Linked DNA regions of Homo sapiens: region 2 is linked to region 1. A link is a contact called in ENCODE Hi-C or POLR2A ChIA-PET data. All regions are on one chromosome and are shown on one strand. The core of a region is the stretch at or near the end of the contact, and the rest is flanking DNA. Distances in the headings are between cores, read along the strand shown. Region 1 has its middle 150 kb from the start of DDHD1-DT. Region 2 overlaps FERMT2 (FERM domain containing kindlin 2).

The links. Hi-C counts contacts between places; a loop is a spot of excess contacts on that map. ChIA-PET counts read pairs that join two places held with the same protein, here RNA polymerase II (POLR2A). Pooled maps may share reads with other maps.
Region 2: a pooled map shows a loop between it and region 1 (5-fold over the local background). The contact joins two enhancer-like sites. A Hi-C loop is called at or near these places in 5 of 37 single-sample maps with no recorded cell type and 12 of 50 pooled maps. POLR2A ChIA-PET finds 5 or more read pairs at or near these places in 1 of 52 experiments (OCI-LY7).

The regions. Positions count from the first base shown.
Region 1 is chr14:53,303,914-53,307,982 of GRCh38, forward strand. No RefSeq gene overlaps it. Among named protein-coding and RNA genes, the nearest start is that of DDHD1-DT, 150 kb to the left of the region's middle. RefSeq lists an enhancer at 2,338-2,632. Within about 2 kb of position 2,703, at least 14 of the 41 ENCODE cell types and tissues checked have a DNase peak (open chromatin) inside an H3K27ac peak, as active enhancers do.
Region 2 is chr14:52,915,998-52,919,887 of GRCh38, forward strand. FERMT2 (FERM domain containing kindlin 2) reads right to left here. Exons shown (of 15, transcript NM_006832.3): 3 at 3,126-3,359. All of the region lies in intron 2 of LOC105370500 (a long non-coding RNA gene), which reads left to right. Among named protein-coding and RNA genes, the nearest start is that of FERMT2, 33 kb to the right of the region's middle. RefSeq lists an enhancer at 2,622-2,731. Within about 2 kb of position 2,619, at least 8 of the 41 ENCODE cell types and tissues checked have a DNase peak (open chromatin) inside an H3K27ac peak, as active enhancers do.

The sequences.
Region 1 (4,069 bases), core at 1,453-3,952:
TCCTTTGAAGTACTTATGGCACAACTTGCCTCTTAGAAGTTCTTGAAGATATGGAAGGAGAGCAAAGTGATGTGTGTTGTAGAAAACAGATGCTGCTGATTTGAATGAAGGTTCAACGTGAGAGCTTGGTCCATAAAGCAGACCCATGGACCTAGTCTACCCTACACTAACCTGCCTCCCCCACACGCACAAACTGTGGAGGAGAACGCCCCCACACATTCTGGCTCTGTTTCCCCTTGTACTGTGGGAATTTGAGCCTCCTTATCCTCACAAATGGTTCTGAAAGCCCTCAAAAGAGTATATCACCAGTGTATTATTTTCCAATTTCTGCTGTAACACATTACCACAGTCTTAGTGGCTTAAAACCACACACACTTATCTTATATAGTTCTGGGGGCTGTAAGTCTAAAATGGGTCGGCAGAGCCATGCTGCCTTGGGAAGCTCCACGGGAAAACCCATTTCGTTGCCTTTTCCAGCTTCTGAAGACTTCCTACATTTCTTAGCTTGAGGCCTCTTTCTTTATCTTTAAAGCCAGCAGTGCAGCATCTTTGTATCTCTCTCTGACCACTGCTTCTGTTGTTGTATCTTCTTCTCTGATTCTGACTCTCCTTCCTCCCTTTTCTAAGGACCCTGTGATTGATTGTCTTGGGCCCACCACATAATCCAGGATAATGTCCCCATCTCAACGTCCTTAATCACATCTACAATGTCCCTTTTGCCCTGTAAGGTAATGCACTCACAGCTTCTGGGGTTTAGGACGTGGGCATCTTTGGGGGGTCTTTATTCCACTACCGCAGCCAGTTCTCTGAGAACTAGTTGTTTTTGTCACAGCAGGAGGTCTGTGATTTTTCTTCTTCTGATACTGGGTCATTAAATGCTGGCTTCATTTGCAGCTGGGGCCTCTTCTTCATGAATGGCAGATGCAGCAGCAGTGTCACAGATGCCTCCCAAAGGCACCCTCTCTCTGTGGATGCTGCCAGTCTCCAAGATTGAGGATGGTGATGTCAGCCCTACGGCTGCCCAAGGCCAGTGCTGTTTTTATTGTTTCCACCACCATCAACACAGCCAGCAGCATGAGGGGGGCCAATAATGTCAACAGGTTTCAGCATTTTCTCCATCATCACCCTTGGGACTTGGATGTGAGTCTCCTGGATAAGCTGAGCGATGGTCACCCTGCTTTGTTAATGACCACACCACCCCTTGAACCCTGGCCCATTGGTTTTGAACCAGCTTCTCTCTTTCCCTTTGGGGTCATTCTGTCCCAGGAGGCTCCTCTGTTCCTCCTTACACCACAGCTGTCCTTCCAGGCTCAGATATTTTGGAATCTCAGTGTAAACACAGCTGGGACTCAGGCTGCCACGTAACACATGCTTCTCTTAGGCTACCTTCCCAAGTGTTTACATTCCATGCTGGAAGAACTTGGCTCCTTCAACAAACTCAGAGAAAGAATCAGTACAGTTCCTAATTTTTCACACTTTCTACCTAGTCTAGGATTGAGCATCTGGATCCAATTGGAGGCCACTTGTCCTAATTTAGCACTTCCTATTAATTTGTAAGGAATTACTATTGAAATACATAATTTAGCAACTTCAGATTTTACAAGCTATGGCAAGTGCCATACCAAATAGGATTTGACTGGATTTATTGCTGTTGAAAAGGAAATCTTTGATTTTTCTCCTCCTAGCTACTATTGATTCATTTCATACCAGAGTGTATAAAATTGGACCTATAGAAAACATTTTCTTCCCTCCCTTGATCTGGTTGGAAAAAATGTTTTCATTTCATGAAATAAACAGTGAAAGAATTTTCATGAATATGTATGTAGTTTTAATGAGTTTTGTTTCTCATGATGAAATGTATTAATATTTTATATGTTGCCCTCCCGGGAAATGGAGGAATCTGAGATCCTAGACTAGCTGCAGTTTGTCCAACAGGAATCAATATTCATAATGCTCAGGACAGTGGAACCTAATTCCCAGAACCTCTGGTTGTGGAGGCTGACCTGGGCAGAGGAGGCAGGCTGAGGAGGCATTGTTGCAGTAGGGAATATCCTGCACATACCCAGCTTCTTCACCTGGGTGGCGAGGACACAGGTTGCTGAAGACTCAGGAATGTGTATGCAAGTCTTTAAGGAGTAGGAAATGGGAGGGAGATGAGGGGTGGGCATGGTGGGAGGCTCCTGAGAGATATAAAAACAGGGTTCCAGTAGTTGGACTGTCGTCCTTCCACAGGCCTTTTCATTGATGTGCAAGAGTCATCTTTTGGTACCACTTCCTGGGGACGTTTCCTCCCTCGAGATTGATAACTGAGAATAACCCTAGCCATACTGGAATATAATTCCTGATATCCTGAAAGTGTATTTTCACATTCAGATATACAACTATACCCAGGTGTACCTATTCCCGTTAATTTTGGGCATGGCGCGGTAGCTGAGGCCCATGGATTGAAACAAAGACCGCTTCTGCCATCTGCTGGGCACTCTGAGGAACTCAAAGGATTTTTCCACAGGAAGAGGGGGAGTTTGATGAATTTCGTTTCAAATTTACTTTAGCACTTGAGAATTTAGCCAAGTATTAAACAGATTAATTTTTGCCTTTGTGAAGGCTTGCATGACTTTGATCATTCAGTCGTTTTAATGAACTCAACGTGGTTGTTTCCGATTTGGCCTTGAAAGCCTTGGCATGTCGCCGTGCTCTGAGTGGGAGCCTCGCTGCCTCCAGCTTGGGTTTCTCAGTTTTGGCAGGGCTTTCCTTCCCACTGATGGAAGATTTACAGAGGAAAAAAAAATCATTATGTCTGAAATTCTGCCAGGATACATCAGCGTATTTCCAGGCTGCCATCTACCGTGTAACTCTCTGAAGATTTAATATGAAAATTAAAAAAAAAATTGCAGTGCACCTGCTCCTAAGGAAAACTACCTTGTCGTAGGATCGCATGCTTTTATTAAATTAGAGAATTTTAAATTGTATTTATGAGGATGTACAACTTGGGTTTCTTCCCTTAGGCTTCCTGGTCTCTGTGTTAAGTACAACTTGCCTCCAAGGTCACCCTCCCACCCTCCATAATTAGCCCAGAAATTTAACAGGGGCTTCTGGCAGCAGTTTTACCCAGCAAGCTTAGCGTAGCACTATTTGTGGTCAGATCCTGAGTGATTCAGCAGCTCTACTATCCTTAGAGTCTTGTCTCATCCCACACAAAGCCCTTTTCAGACCCAGTTTGACATTCTGATATTGTACCATGGCCCCGCAGGGTCAGGGAGTATAATGTGGTGATTCAATAGCTGTCTTGGAGCAGAAAAAGGGCATTCAGTGGTGGGTTAAAGGGCAGGCTGGTGACAAGGAGGGAGCAAGACAACATTCTACAGATTCTGCAGCTTTGCTTGGCTAGGAGCGAAACATCTCACCTCGAAAAATGGCTTCAGAGGCACAAAAATTATTTTCTTTGTTACTTAGCTTTTTAGTATCAGGACCTCAGACCTGAGTTGGTAGGGTATGACTAGATAGGAGAAGTTCCTCTCTGTGGGGTCCCTTCCTTGGCATACTGTTTTGTGGTAAATGGACTGAAACAGAATTCATTGAAGTCAACTGAAGTCACTGAGAATGTCTGCTTAAGTTGTTGAACATTACAGTTTTGGTGATATGCTTGGAAGCTAAAATCCATGACGGGCTTCTCCAAATTTTATCCTCTTATTTTCTTTGACTGGTTTCTGTACCTGGTCCAGTTTTAAAAGCTATTTGTGACCATGCTGGATGTCAGAATAAGAGAGCACTCAAGAGAAGTGAGATTATTGGGTTTGGTCCATGGGATATTTCATACCTAGAGTAGCCTTCCATTTCAGAGCTATTTTAAAGCTGGTTCCTCACTTTGTTGAGAGCAGTTGAGAGCAAACTGATGGATGGGGATGTGAGAAATAAGTTCTCCTGGACATGATTTGCAGTCTATACATATTTACCTTTTAGAGAAAAAGGAAATGACAGCCACAATTTGTCCTTCGCTGATTAACATGCCATTTCTCACTGTTTTGATAAGCAACAACAACAATAAATCCCACCTCTTGCCATATTTCTC
Region 2 (3,890 bases), core at 1,369-3,868, 390 kb before region 1:
GGATAAACAAGCTGTGACACATCCAGACGATGGAATACTATTTAGCACTAAAAAGAAATGAGCTGGCTGGGCTTGGTGGTTCACACCTGTAATCCCAGCACTTTGGGAGGCGGAGGTGGGTGGATCGCCTGAGGTCAGGAGTTCGAGACCAGCCTGGCCAACATGATGAAACCCCATCTATACTAAAAATACAAAAATTAGCCCGGTTTGGTGGCAGGTGCCTGTAATCCCAGCTACTTGGGAGGCTGAGGCAGAAGAATTGCTTGAACCCGGGAAGTGGAGGTTGCAGTGAGCCAAAATCACGCCATTGCATTCCAGCCTGGGCAACAGAGCGAGACTCGTCTCAAAAAAAAAAGAAGAAGAAAAGAAAAAAAAAAGAAATAAGCTATCAAGCCACAAAAAAACATGGAGGAAACTTAAATGCCTATTACGAGGTGAAAGAAACCAATATGAAAAGGCTACATACTGTATGAGTCCAAACATATGATATTCTGGAAAGGGCAAAACTAGGTAAAAGGATGAGTGGTGGTGATGAGGAGAGAGGGATGAATAGGCAGAGCACAGAAGATTTTTAGGACAGTCAAACTATTCTGTACAATACCACAACAGTAGATACACGAGTATATATTTTTCCAAGCCCACAGCATGTACAACACCAGAAGTGAACCCTAACATAAACTACTGTCACTGAGTGATAATGGTATGTCAAGGTAGGTTCACCAGTTACAATAAATGTACCATTCTGGTACAGACTTTGAGAGTAGGGAAGGTTGTGCATGTGTGAGGACAGAGGGTATGTGGGAATTCTCTGTACTTTTGCTCAACTTTGCTGTGAACCTACAACTCCTGTAAAAACTACAGTTTATTAATTTCTCAAAAATGGACAAATGATATAAACAATTAAAAAAAGGAACTTAGATGTCCAATAATGATTTAAAAACATATTTAGCTTTGTAAACTAAAACAAAATACTGTCTTTTTCTCTTGGAAACAAAAACAACAAAACAGACCATAATCAAGTGTTAGTGAGGATTTGTGGCAACGGGTTTTCATACATTGCTAGTTGGAATATAAACTGGTATAACCAACTGGGAGACAATTTGACAGTACTCTGAAATGAATTATGTATATATTTAAAACAGCAATTTTACTTCTACTTCTAGGTGGATACTCGAGAGAAATTCTTGCACACACGTACAAAACTTAGTAAGAAAATACCTACGTGGTAATGGCAATAACATATACAGTTTATGGATATATACACACAGAGATACGTGTGTGTGTGTGTGTGTGTGTGTATGTGTGTGTCTGTGTATTTTACAGTACTGGATACACACTGAACTTATGATAGTAGTTGCTTTGTAAAGGGAAGTTAGGATAATGAGACTCAAGAATTTTACCAGTATTACTTTGACTTCAAGTCATATTTGTCATTTGACAAAATGACAAAATATCAACAATTATTAATTCCAGATAATGGGAATTTGGTATTCTTTGTATTTTTCTCTATTTTAATAATAATAATAAAAACCCTGTTTCACTTTAAAAAAAATTTCAAGGGCATTAGATCAAAAAGGCAATGTGAATCTACCTGTATCTCCCCTCCTACATCCCGAATCCCCTGAAATGACAGCAAAAGATATTTAAAAATTGTAGGCGGGGAGGGAAGATGAACATCCATAACAGTGCTAGGAGACAGGAAACTACAGTAAGAGGGTAAATAATGAGTGATTCTTGAAGACAGAAAAAAGTTGGTATTGGTTTAAGGGAAGCCACAGCCCAAACTAAACACAAGAAATGGGTGAGGATTCAGACTCCTCCAAGCTCCAAGCCTACAGGCATAAGCAGCAGGCAGGGCTCTGGGTTAAGAGGTAGGTAGTCTCAGCACCTCCATACTGTCCACAGGTCAGTGCTTGAGGCATTGTACAGGAGCAGCATTTGCCCACAGGCTCTAGCAGTGAGTGTGGGTGCTGACACCAGCAAGGAAGATTGGGTACTCTGGCGCTAGCCCAACTAAAATATTTTCAAATGTTTTCAGCAATATTTAAAACATTTGAAAATGTTGCAGCATTTGCTCTAAGAGTGAAGCAACCTAACTGATCATTAACAGGGAAATGTGGTTATAAATTATACTTGATCTTAGCCAAAAAGGCCAAGAAGTAATTGGATGTAAATTAATAGTACGTCTATACTCTGAATTACAGCTTAAAAGAATGTATAACACATAGAAAGATCTCTAAGACATTACTAAGTTTAAAAAATACATATAAAATGCTCCTATTTATTAAAAAAAATCCGATATGTATGGACAAATAAATGCATAGAAAATCACCAAACTGTCAAGAATGATTACTTAGGGGAAGGGGGAGCTTACTATGTATGTCTATATTCATTGATTCTTTTACAACAGAGTGTATTTATAAATTACTAGTATAATTTAAAAATTTAACATGAATAAAAAACTGCAGTACTTTATTTGGAATTAAAATATGAGAAGTCACTAAATGTATCTTTAACCAAGAATTTCTCAAATAGGAAAAAATACAGCAGAGTTCTGCACTAGTGGTAGTGACAGCAGTTCACATTTTCTCAGATGGTTGAATACTTCCTGTCATATGACATAACTGGGTCAGCCAAAGTAACCCACATCTCATTTCAGAATGCATAAATAGAAATACTACAGAGATGTTCAAATTGTAGACTGGTGAAGGAAGACAACACTCATAGTCATTTCCTTAGGAGCTGTGTCAGGCCTTCAATGGAGGAAGTGACACAATCTGCCTGAATCACTAAAATCAAATAGTGACTTATGTGAAGGAAACATTGCAAAGCCATGTATGTTCCCCTGAAAATAGTGCCTGTTCCTTTAACCTCTCCATAAAAATAAAGTATTAAATATCAGATACAATTCTAGTAAGGAAAGAATCTCTACTAGGTTCTTCCTGTTCCACCTTAACCCAGCATTTATCTTAATATAAAAACTTTAATGAAGTAGAAATTTCACACACATACATATATACAGATAGTTCAGCCCATGCCCCATCCCTTGGGATAAGCTATGTCAGTCATCGGTCATCTGTACATCACATAACTCGTATTTTAAGAAGAATTTATGTAATACTTACTAAAAGTCTTACAGATGTCAGAAACAGCTTTGAAGACTCTATCAGAGAAATTCACTTTCACCTTCACATACTTCATGTTGGGAAGCTGCAGGCGGAGCAGTTTGTGCTGAGGGGTGAACTGAAGCTTAGCATCTGCCTGAATACCATACTTATCTAAGGTCCAATGTGTCTTCAGAAGCCAAGTTCTCTTCTTTTCCCACCAGAGAGCATGGTCAGACCAATCTTTTTTTACATCTATAAAAAACAAACAATAAACAAATCACTTAAAAATCACCAAGGTGATTTTGAGAAATTAAAAGCAGAAAACTAGATAATTGGGTATTTAACAGCAATAATTAACTACTAAGTTACTGTTATGTGACAGGTACAAAAGAAACATTAACAGCTGAGAAAACACGCTCTGTCCTGAAAAGCCAGTACACAAGGCAGCTGAGGCAGAATATATAGGGCAACTAAGAATGTTTGAGTCAACTACAAAATGGGACACATGGATGACAGAGAAAGTACCCTCTTATTCTCAGAAAACAGAATCCTGAGGGCTAGAATAGGAAGGATTAATAAAGACAAGGAGTTGGTGGGCTTGGAACTCGTCCTATAGGAATGGACAATAACATTCTGATGAGAAACTGAACAGACTGTGGTTTATGAAGTTGCAGAAATGTGTGAAGGTGAATAATGGGTGGTGAAAAGATGGGGAACCAAAGTGAACAGAGACCAATATCCTAGGTGAAGAGGAGGAACAGGGAAAACACCCATGAGAAACAC